Linked DNA regions of Homo sapiens: region 1 is linked to region 2. Evidence: chromatin contacts called from ENCODE Hi-C or POLR2A ChIA-PET data. All regions are on one chromosome and are shown on one strand. The core of a region is the stretch at or near the end of the contact, and the rest is flanking DNA. Distances in the headings are between cores, read along the strand shown. Region 1 overlaps FAM193B-DT (FAM193B divergent transcript). Region 2 holds the start of ZNF879 (zinc finger protein 879).

Region 1 (4,056 bases), core at 360-2,859, 1.4 Mb after region 2:
TCATACCTGTAATCCCAACACTTTGGGAGGCTGAGGCAGGTGGATCACCTGAGGTCAGGAGTTCGAGAGCAGCCTGGCCAACATGGTAAAACCCCGTCTCTACTGAAAATACAAAAAATTAGCCGGGGATGGTGACAGGCTCCTGCAATCCCAGCTACTCCGGAGGCTGATGGAGGAGAATCGCTTGAACCCGGGAGGCGGAGTTTGCGGTGAACTAAGACCGCACCACTGCACTCCAGCTTGGGCGACAACAGTGAAACTCTGTTTCAAAAATAAAAATAAAATAAAATAAAACATGTTGAAATGATAATATTTGAAATACATTTGGATAAATAAATTATATTAATAAAATTAACTTCACCTGTTTCTTTTTTTTTTTTTTTTTTGAGACGGAGTCTCACTCTGTCACCCAGGCTGGAGTGCAGTGGCATGATCTCTGCTCGCTGCAAGCTCCGCCTCCTGGGTTCACGCCATTCTCCTGCCTCAGTCTCCTGAGTAGCTGGGACTACAAGTGCCCACCACCACACCCGGCTAATTTTTTGTATTTTTTTTTAGTAGAGACAGGGTTTCCCCGTGTTAGCCAGGATGGTCTCGATCTCCAGACCTCGTGATCCGCCTGCCTTGGCCTCCCAAAGTGCTGGGATTACAGGTGTGAGCCACCGCGCCAGGCACCTGTTTCTTTATACTTTTTTTAATATGGCTACTGGAAAATCTTCAAGTAACATATATGTCTTATTCTGTTCAAGTTGAATAGTGTTGCTCTATCTCTCCAGCCACCTCCTGAGGTCTCTCCTGTGAGCTCTGGGAGCTAGAAAGTTGACAACATGATTAAAATGAGCCTTAAGGCAGCTGGGATAGGGAATAGAGTAAGGGTTTGGATCAGACATGGATTGATTTCCAGGCTCTGAAATTCTCTAGTGGCATGCCTTCCAGTGAGACACTTACCATTTCTGACCTCGTAAATATAGTCTAAATGTTCCGTGGGACACTAAAGGCAAAGCATCGGGCACAACACCTGGCATGTAGTAGGGACTCAATCAGCAGGAGCTACTTTCCATCAGAGAGGGCGCTGCTCCAGTACTTGTTACTGTGCAAATATAACTAGACTGCAAATACAGGTCTAGACATGCCAATTTAATGGAGATCTGAGAGTTAAGAAATCTATTTCCTGGCCGGGCACGGTGGCTCACACCTGTAATACCAGCACTTTGGGAGGCTGAGGCAGGCGGATCGCCTGAGGTCAGGAGTTCGAGACCAGTCTGGTCAACATGGCGAAATCCTGTCTCTACTAAAAAATATAAAAATTAGCTGGGAGTGGTGGCAGACACCTGTAATCCCAGCTACTCGGGAGGCTGAGGCAGGATAATTGCTTGAACCCGGGAAGTGGAGGTTGCAGTGAGCCAAGATCACGCCATTGCACTCGAGCCTGGGTGACAGATTGAGACTCTGTCTCAAAAAGCAAAAAAAAAGAAAAGAAATCTGTTTCCTAAACTGGGGCAGCTTCCAAACCCCACTGGAGTGGGCCCGGGAACATCCTGCAGGAAACTGGGCAACAATTCATGTTTCAAGTTTCATGTGGCCTCAAGTGAACAAAAGATCAGTTCACAGGTGGGGCACTGGCTTTGGCCTGGTGAAAAGCAGGCAAAGATGTGTGAGCTCAGTTAGCTTTGGGAGAGTATCACAGGCAGGCAGGTGACATTTCCCTCTGATATGGCCCACTAAGAATAAGGGGGAGCAGTTTAGGGATCTTAGGCAGAATGACGTCTTCAAGTAGCCACTGAAGGGAATGATATCTGAGAAGAGAAAAATAGGACTGCTGGGTAGGGCTTGTAAAAAGTAAAGTAGAGGTTCTTCTTCAAAGACTTTCCTTCCCATCTAATTAGGAATAAATAGTAACTTCTCTTAGAAGCAAAATTTATTCAAAGACCTGTGCTAACATCTTAAATATCTGCTAGCCGTAATAAAGAAATCAATGTACTTTATGTTTTTAGCTCCCACAATTTAGCCTAAATATTTGCCCCGGCATGCTTATACTGGTCCAAGCAAGCATTAGGTCATAGCCTGTTCCTCTTCCTTATTTGAAGGTGTTTTTACCTTTCTCAGCATTCCACAAGTTACTTCCTCCTTCTTTTGTTCTCCTCTGCCTTTGCCTCTTTTAAAAAGTTCTAAGTTACTAGCCAATCAGGACAAATACAAAATGTGAGGTCCCGTTCCAGCCAATAAAAACCGGACACAGCAGGAAGGTGGACGCGTCAGGTTATAGATGACCCTGTCTCCTTTGTTCAGTGTACTCTCGTGGCAAAAGTGCTGGCGAGTGTATCCTTTCTGCAAAAAGTAAAAATGGCCTTGTTGAAGAAATTAAATTTATGTTCAAGTGCTATTTCTTTACAGCACCGAAAAACCAACATTTCTAACAGGCTGAAGGTCAAGGGAGAGATTGACCTTCTAGATCTCTCCCTTGGAGCTAGATCTGCAATGTGGCCAACCCAAAGGTTGTCTCCAAAGCCAGGAGAATAGAGCAAGCTGGATGAGGAGGTGGGCAGAATCCTGGGGAGGAAGGATGATTAGGGAGAGCTCAAAAGGAGGATGGCAGTCAGGAGAGTGGTGCCATGGCCTCCAGGGGATGTGGGTACATGAAGGCAGCAAGTGTCAGCCTTGGAGCCGTTGAGAGGGCTGATCCAGTGGAGGTGGAAGTTTCCAAGGCCCCCAAGACCTTACTCTCATGCTAATCCAGAGCAGCTTCTTGGCGTGAGGAAAACAGGAGCCAAGAGTGAAAGGGACGTGAGAATGTGTCTTCTGCTTTTTGGAAGGCAGGGAGAAAGGAAGGGCTATACCTGCAGGAGGGCCATATAGTCCATCCTCATTATTGTCATTGTCAAAAATAGGGTTGATAGGCCAGGCGCAGTGGCTCACACCTGTAATCCCAGCACTTTGGGAGGCCAAGGCAGTGGCTCACCTGAGGTCAGGAGTTCGGGACCAGCCTGGCCAACGTGATGAAACCCCGTCTGTACTAAAAATACAAAAATTAGCCAGGTGTGGTGGTGCATGCCTGTAATCCCAGCTACTCAGGAGGCTGAGGCAGGAGAATCACTTGAACCTGGGAAGTGGAGCTTCCCAGGAGCTTCGCCACTGAACTCCAGCATGGGTGACAAGAATGAAACTCTGTCTCAAGAAAAAAAAAAAAAAAAGGTTGATAGGTCATTTATATTCTTAGGCAGAAAATGTAGCAGAAACAGGATTTAAGATAACAGAAGAGAAAATAGAAGAAGCCAGGTCCTCAAAAAGGCGGGAGGAAGTGGAATCAGAACCCAGGTGGAGAGATTTATCTAGGATGGAAGGGAGTCCTTGACACCTGGGCCCGAAGGGACACAGAAAGAGAGGAGTCTGCGTCTTCTGTTCATGGCTCCACAGACATGCTGTGAAGAATCTGCTACACTGAGGAAGTCTGTAGGCAGGGACTGGGGTGTCCCACCTCTATTCTTGCCACTTTAGGAAAGAATGAGGATAGGGAATTTTTTTTTTTTTGAGACAGAGTCTTGCTCTATCACCCAGGCTGGAGTGCAGTGGTGAGATTTCGGCTCCCTGCAACTTCTGCCTCCAAGGCTCAAGCGATTCTCATGCCTCAGCCTCCCGAGTAGCTGGAAAAATAGGCATGAACCATCATGCCTGGCTAATTTTTGTATTTCTTGTAGAGATGGGGTTTAGCCATGTTGCCTAGGCTGGTATCAAACTCCCAGGCTCAAGTGATCGGCCGATCTCAGCCTCCCAAAGTGTTGGGATTACAAGCATGAGCCACTGTTCCCAGCTGGATGGGGAAAACTAAGAACCTGAAGGGAATCAGAACATGCCACCCAAAATATGCCACTTTGAGATATCAATTATTTTAAGCTAAAGGCAATTGAGACAAAGCAGATGCAGGAAGCGCTCTTTGACCTCCCACTTTCTACCTAAAAGAAGGGCATAAATTTCCCAAGAGAAAGGTGCCCTTCTTTTTTTTTTTTTTTTTTTTTTGAGATGGAGTCTCGCTCTGTCGTCCAGGCCCAAGTGCAGTGGCGC
Region 2 (3,918 bases), core at 56-2,555:
AACAACAGATGAAGAAGTTTACCACGTCTAGACCCTGAAGGCAGTTCAAGCAAAAAGAAGCCTTCACTCACCTGTACATGGGCTGGCAGCAACCTCCTTGCCATTTCTCCCTCCCTGCTGCCTCTCTTGGAGAAGGCACCTGGAATGGAGAAAAAAGCTGTGAGGTCTTTTCATCCAGCCTGCATGCCCACCCTCATTAGGCCAGACCAGGTTAGAAGCCATAAGCTGAGCACCTGCAGAGAAGGAGCCTGGAACTGCCCAGGCCAGAGGGGCCCTAAGTCCGGCCACTTAAACCAGTGTGGGAAGCAGGTTCAGAGTCACCGGGCCTGCTACCTTTCTGCCAGTGCTTTACGATAAAGACGAAAGGAGCGAAGGGATGAAGACCATCTGCCGTGCCTTAACAGGGTCAAGGGCAGAATCAGGCAAGGCTCATTCAGATAAAGTAATAGGAAATGACACAATATTCCACACATCTGCACTTGGATGTTGTTCAATACGAAAAACAGCAGTTGAAGAACTGATGCTCTTTTTTAGGAACAGCCAACCAAAAATTAGTCCTCTTTTCTTCCTCTTGTAAGATTTACTTCCTTTATCAAAAACAGTTATCAAAGCTGCTTAAAGGTAGCGTTACCCATTCTCCCTGGCCCCAAAAAAACAAGGGCGCAAGAAAACAGCATCACTAGCTAGAAATTGATTTAAAATTTAGAGAAATGGGAAGAAACGTAGCAAGTGGACATGGTTACGGTAAATAAAAAAAGAAATAGTTAAATCACTCTAGGACTGGCTGTAGGAAAACACTGCCAAACGTGCAAGACTGCCAAAAACGAGTAAATCTAAAGTTTAAACTCCGGGAAACGGAGTAGGGGGAGGCTTAAACCCACAAACACTAAGAGCGAAAAACCGCCCGGAGGGCTCCGGACCCTGAACCGAGGCGGCATTTTGCAGTTTCTGTTCTGGAGCCGTTTCCCCCGGAGTCCGGCCCAGGCTGCGGCCCAGGAGTCCAGCGGCGTCGAAGCGCCCTCCCGGCCTCCGCCAGGCCCTTCCCAGGCCACGCCCCCTCCGGGGCCGGGTTCACCTGCCGAGGCCGCCCCGGCTCGGACGCCCGGAGCCGGGGACTCGGCAGACACGCGCAGAGGCCAGCCCTCGTCCTGGTCCCGCCGCGGCAGCCGCACGCCCCGGGCCCGCCCTCACCGGCAGCCTGTACCTGGGCCCGCCTCGGCGGGGGGCGCGCAGCTCCACACCGCACAAGAGGCGAGCGGAACACCTAATTCAGAGACGTTTCCCGTCGCTGCCGGGCGCAACTGCGCCTGCGCGCCGGAGAGCCGACGGGTTTCCCTGGCTGAACCGCAGCGTTTGTCCCTCCGGACTTCATTTCCCAGACGTCGCTGCGGCACCACCACTTACGGTGTCCGAGAGAGAACCACAGCGCCGAGAGCGGAGAACGCGGTCGGGCTGTGGAGTTCGAGAAGGCTGAAGCCGAGTCCCTCAGCTTGGGCTCCAACTACTCTCCCTCCGCTAAACCACCCATTGTATTCGTAATTAGAATGACAAAAATAGTAAGACGGAAAAGTGAGTATGAATTTTTAAATCTGGAAGACTAGCCGCTGCTGATTATTCGCAGGTGGTGACAGAACTATTACAGTCCATTCTGCGATTTTAATTAAAAATGAATTATGTCTAAATTTTATAATCTCGGCCGGGCGCGGTGGCTTATGCCTGTAATCGCAGCACTTTGGGAGGCCGAGGTGGGCGGATCACAAGGTCAGGAGACCGAGACCATCTTGGCCAACATGGTGCAACCCTGTCTCTACGAAAACACGAAAAATTAGTCGGGCGTGGTGGCACATGCCTGTAATCCCAGCTATTCGGGAGGCTGAGGCAGGAGAATCGCTTGAACCTGGGAGGCGAAGGTTGCGGTGAGCTCAGATCGCGCCATTGCACTCCAGCCTGGGTGACAGAGCAAGACTCTGTCTCAAATAAATAAATAAATAAATAAATAAATTTTTGTAATCTTTACATATTTACTGGCACTCAGAGTAAAACAAAAGCATAAGCCTAGTATTTCCCTCTTCATGGCACTCACTTCTTTTGAAGTGACTTCTTTAAAACGTAAAATAAAGCCCAACTCCCAGCGCTATCATCACAACTGCATCCTCGGTGACCGGCACTGTACACGCCAAATACTATGTGCTCAGAAAGTGTTGATTTTTAAAATATCAAACATTAGCGTTTACAGAGACAAACCTAAACACAAAGGGTACTTGAAGATAGAAAATGCAGAGAGGGACTAAGAGATATCAGGTAGATAATATGAAAAAGAAATCTTGGATCACGATGTTACAACAATACAAAGATTATTGCAATGTAAAAATAATTAAATCGAACAAAATGGATGTTTTATATTGTTAAAAGATAATAATGCACATCACTAATCATTAGGGGAATGCAGATCAAAGCAGATCAAACATCCACTGCGATTTCACACTCATTAGGTTGGCTATTATAAAATTTGGAAAAAAAAGAAAACCAGAAAACAATCCTTGTGCCTTAATGGTGGGAATGTAAAATGGTAGCGCTGCGCTGGAAAACGGTATGGCAGTTCCTCAAAAAAAAATTAAATGTAGAATTAACACATGGGCAATTCCATTTCTGGACCATATGTTATTTCTATATTTAATTATTATTTTAAAATAATAATAATAAAGATATGACAGTTATAGACCATTATTGACAAAACAACATAGCATTGAGATTTACAAAGTAAAAGGTGCCAGACTGAGTACCCATGATTACCTCCCTTTTTCTCTTCATATTCTTCAAAGTAACCCCAAACACATATAATTTTCAAAGGAGCAAATCTAATGCAACTCTAGAAAAATACCATCAGAACACCAGAAATTGAGGAAACATTTGGAAGACATGCAGGAGACAAGTGCTCTGATACCCAAAATCTAATAAAAAGATTCAGAAGAAAGCAGAGAAAATGGGGAGGGGGAATAATAACAGATTGATTACATACAGAAATAGTGATAGAGATATAGCAGAAAACACATTCAAGCTGAGGAAGCCCTGAGTCTTCAGAGTAAATAAAATGTAGGGAGTTTGGCATAATGAATGAGCTAGGGTAGGGATGGCCCATAAAAAATACATCCTCGATGAAATATCACAACTCTGAGGATAAATAGGAACCCCTAAAAGTGGCCAGAAAAGACGGAATAAAAGGTTGGCATGTGTTATTTGCTACAAGTCACAGAAGATGGAACTGCTCAAGTTGGCTGAAATGAATAAGGAATAGCAAGAAATCACTGGGGCAGACTCCGGCTAGAGAAGAATCGGTGGTTCTATGATGTCAGCAAAAACCAGGTTTTGGCCGGGGGTGGTGGCTCAAGCCTGTAATCCCAGCTATTTGGGAGGCTGAGGCAGGGCAGTTGCTTGAACCCGGGAGGCGGAGGTTGCAGTGAGCTGAGATCGCGCCACTGCACTCCAGCCTGGGGGACAGAGCGACACTCTCAGAAAAAAACAAACAAACACGTTTCTTCCTTTTCTCCACCCTGATCCTCAGGAGCTGGATGTGATGTGGATATGTAAACAAAATCTAGGTTCTGTTGAGAATTAGGAAGGCGAGAGGATATTAGGTAACCAAGAAAGTCCACTACTCTAGACGAACCAAAGAAAGTGCAGCTGACATCAGGCTTCTCAGCAACACGGGTTCTAGAAGATGGTGTGGAGCAATGTCCTCAGATTTCAAACAGAAAATGATTTGGAATTTAAATAGAGTACTATAGATTCTGTAGAATACTATAACCTTCCAATCTTGCATTGGATTGTGAGTGAAGCAAAGGCATTTGGAGGATGAATGTATTTACATAGATTCCAATTCATAGAGTATCTCTGCTAGAATTAGTAATGAATGTAACT

Evidence for each region. Hi-C counts contacts between places; a loop is a spot of excess contacts on that map. ChIA-PET counts read pairs that join two places held with the same protein, here RNA polymerase II (POLR2A).
Region 1: a map of gastrocnemius medialis shows a loop between it and region 2 (18-fold over the local background). The contact joins the enhancer-like site here to the promoter of ZNF879 in region 2. A Hi-C loop is called at or near these places in 1 of 168 maps with a recorded cell type or tissue (gastrocnemius medialis). POLR2A ChIA-PET finds 5 or more read pairs at or near these places in 1 of 52 experiments (WTC11).

Annotation. Positions count from the first base shown.
Region 1 is chr5:177,573,388-177,577,443 of GRCh38, reverse strand. It overlaps FAM193B-DT (FAM193B divergent transcript), which reads right to left. Exons shown (of 3, transcript XR_941274.3): 3 at 1,905-2,325. Among named protein-coding and RNA genes, the nearest start is that of TMED9, 17 kb to the left of the region's middle. Within about 2 kb of position 1,609, at least 2 of the 41 ENCODE cell types and tissues checked have a DNase peak (open chromatin) inside an H3K27ac peak, as active enhancers do.
Region 2 is chr5:179,021,191-179,025,108 of GRCh38, reverse strand. ZNF879 (zinc finger protein 879) reads right to left here and starts at 1,305. Exons shown (of 5, transcript NM_001136116.3): 1 at 1,205-1,305; 2 at 72-139. The coding sequence starts at 104. RefSeq lists an enhancer at 1,176-1,677.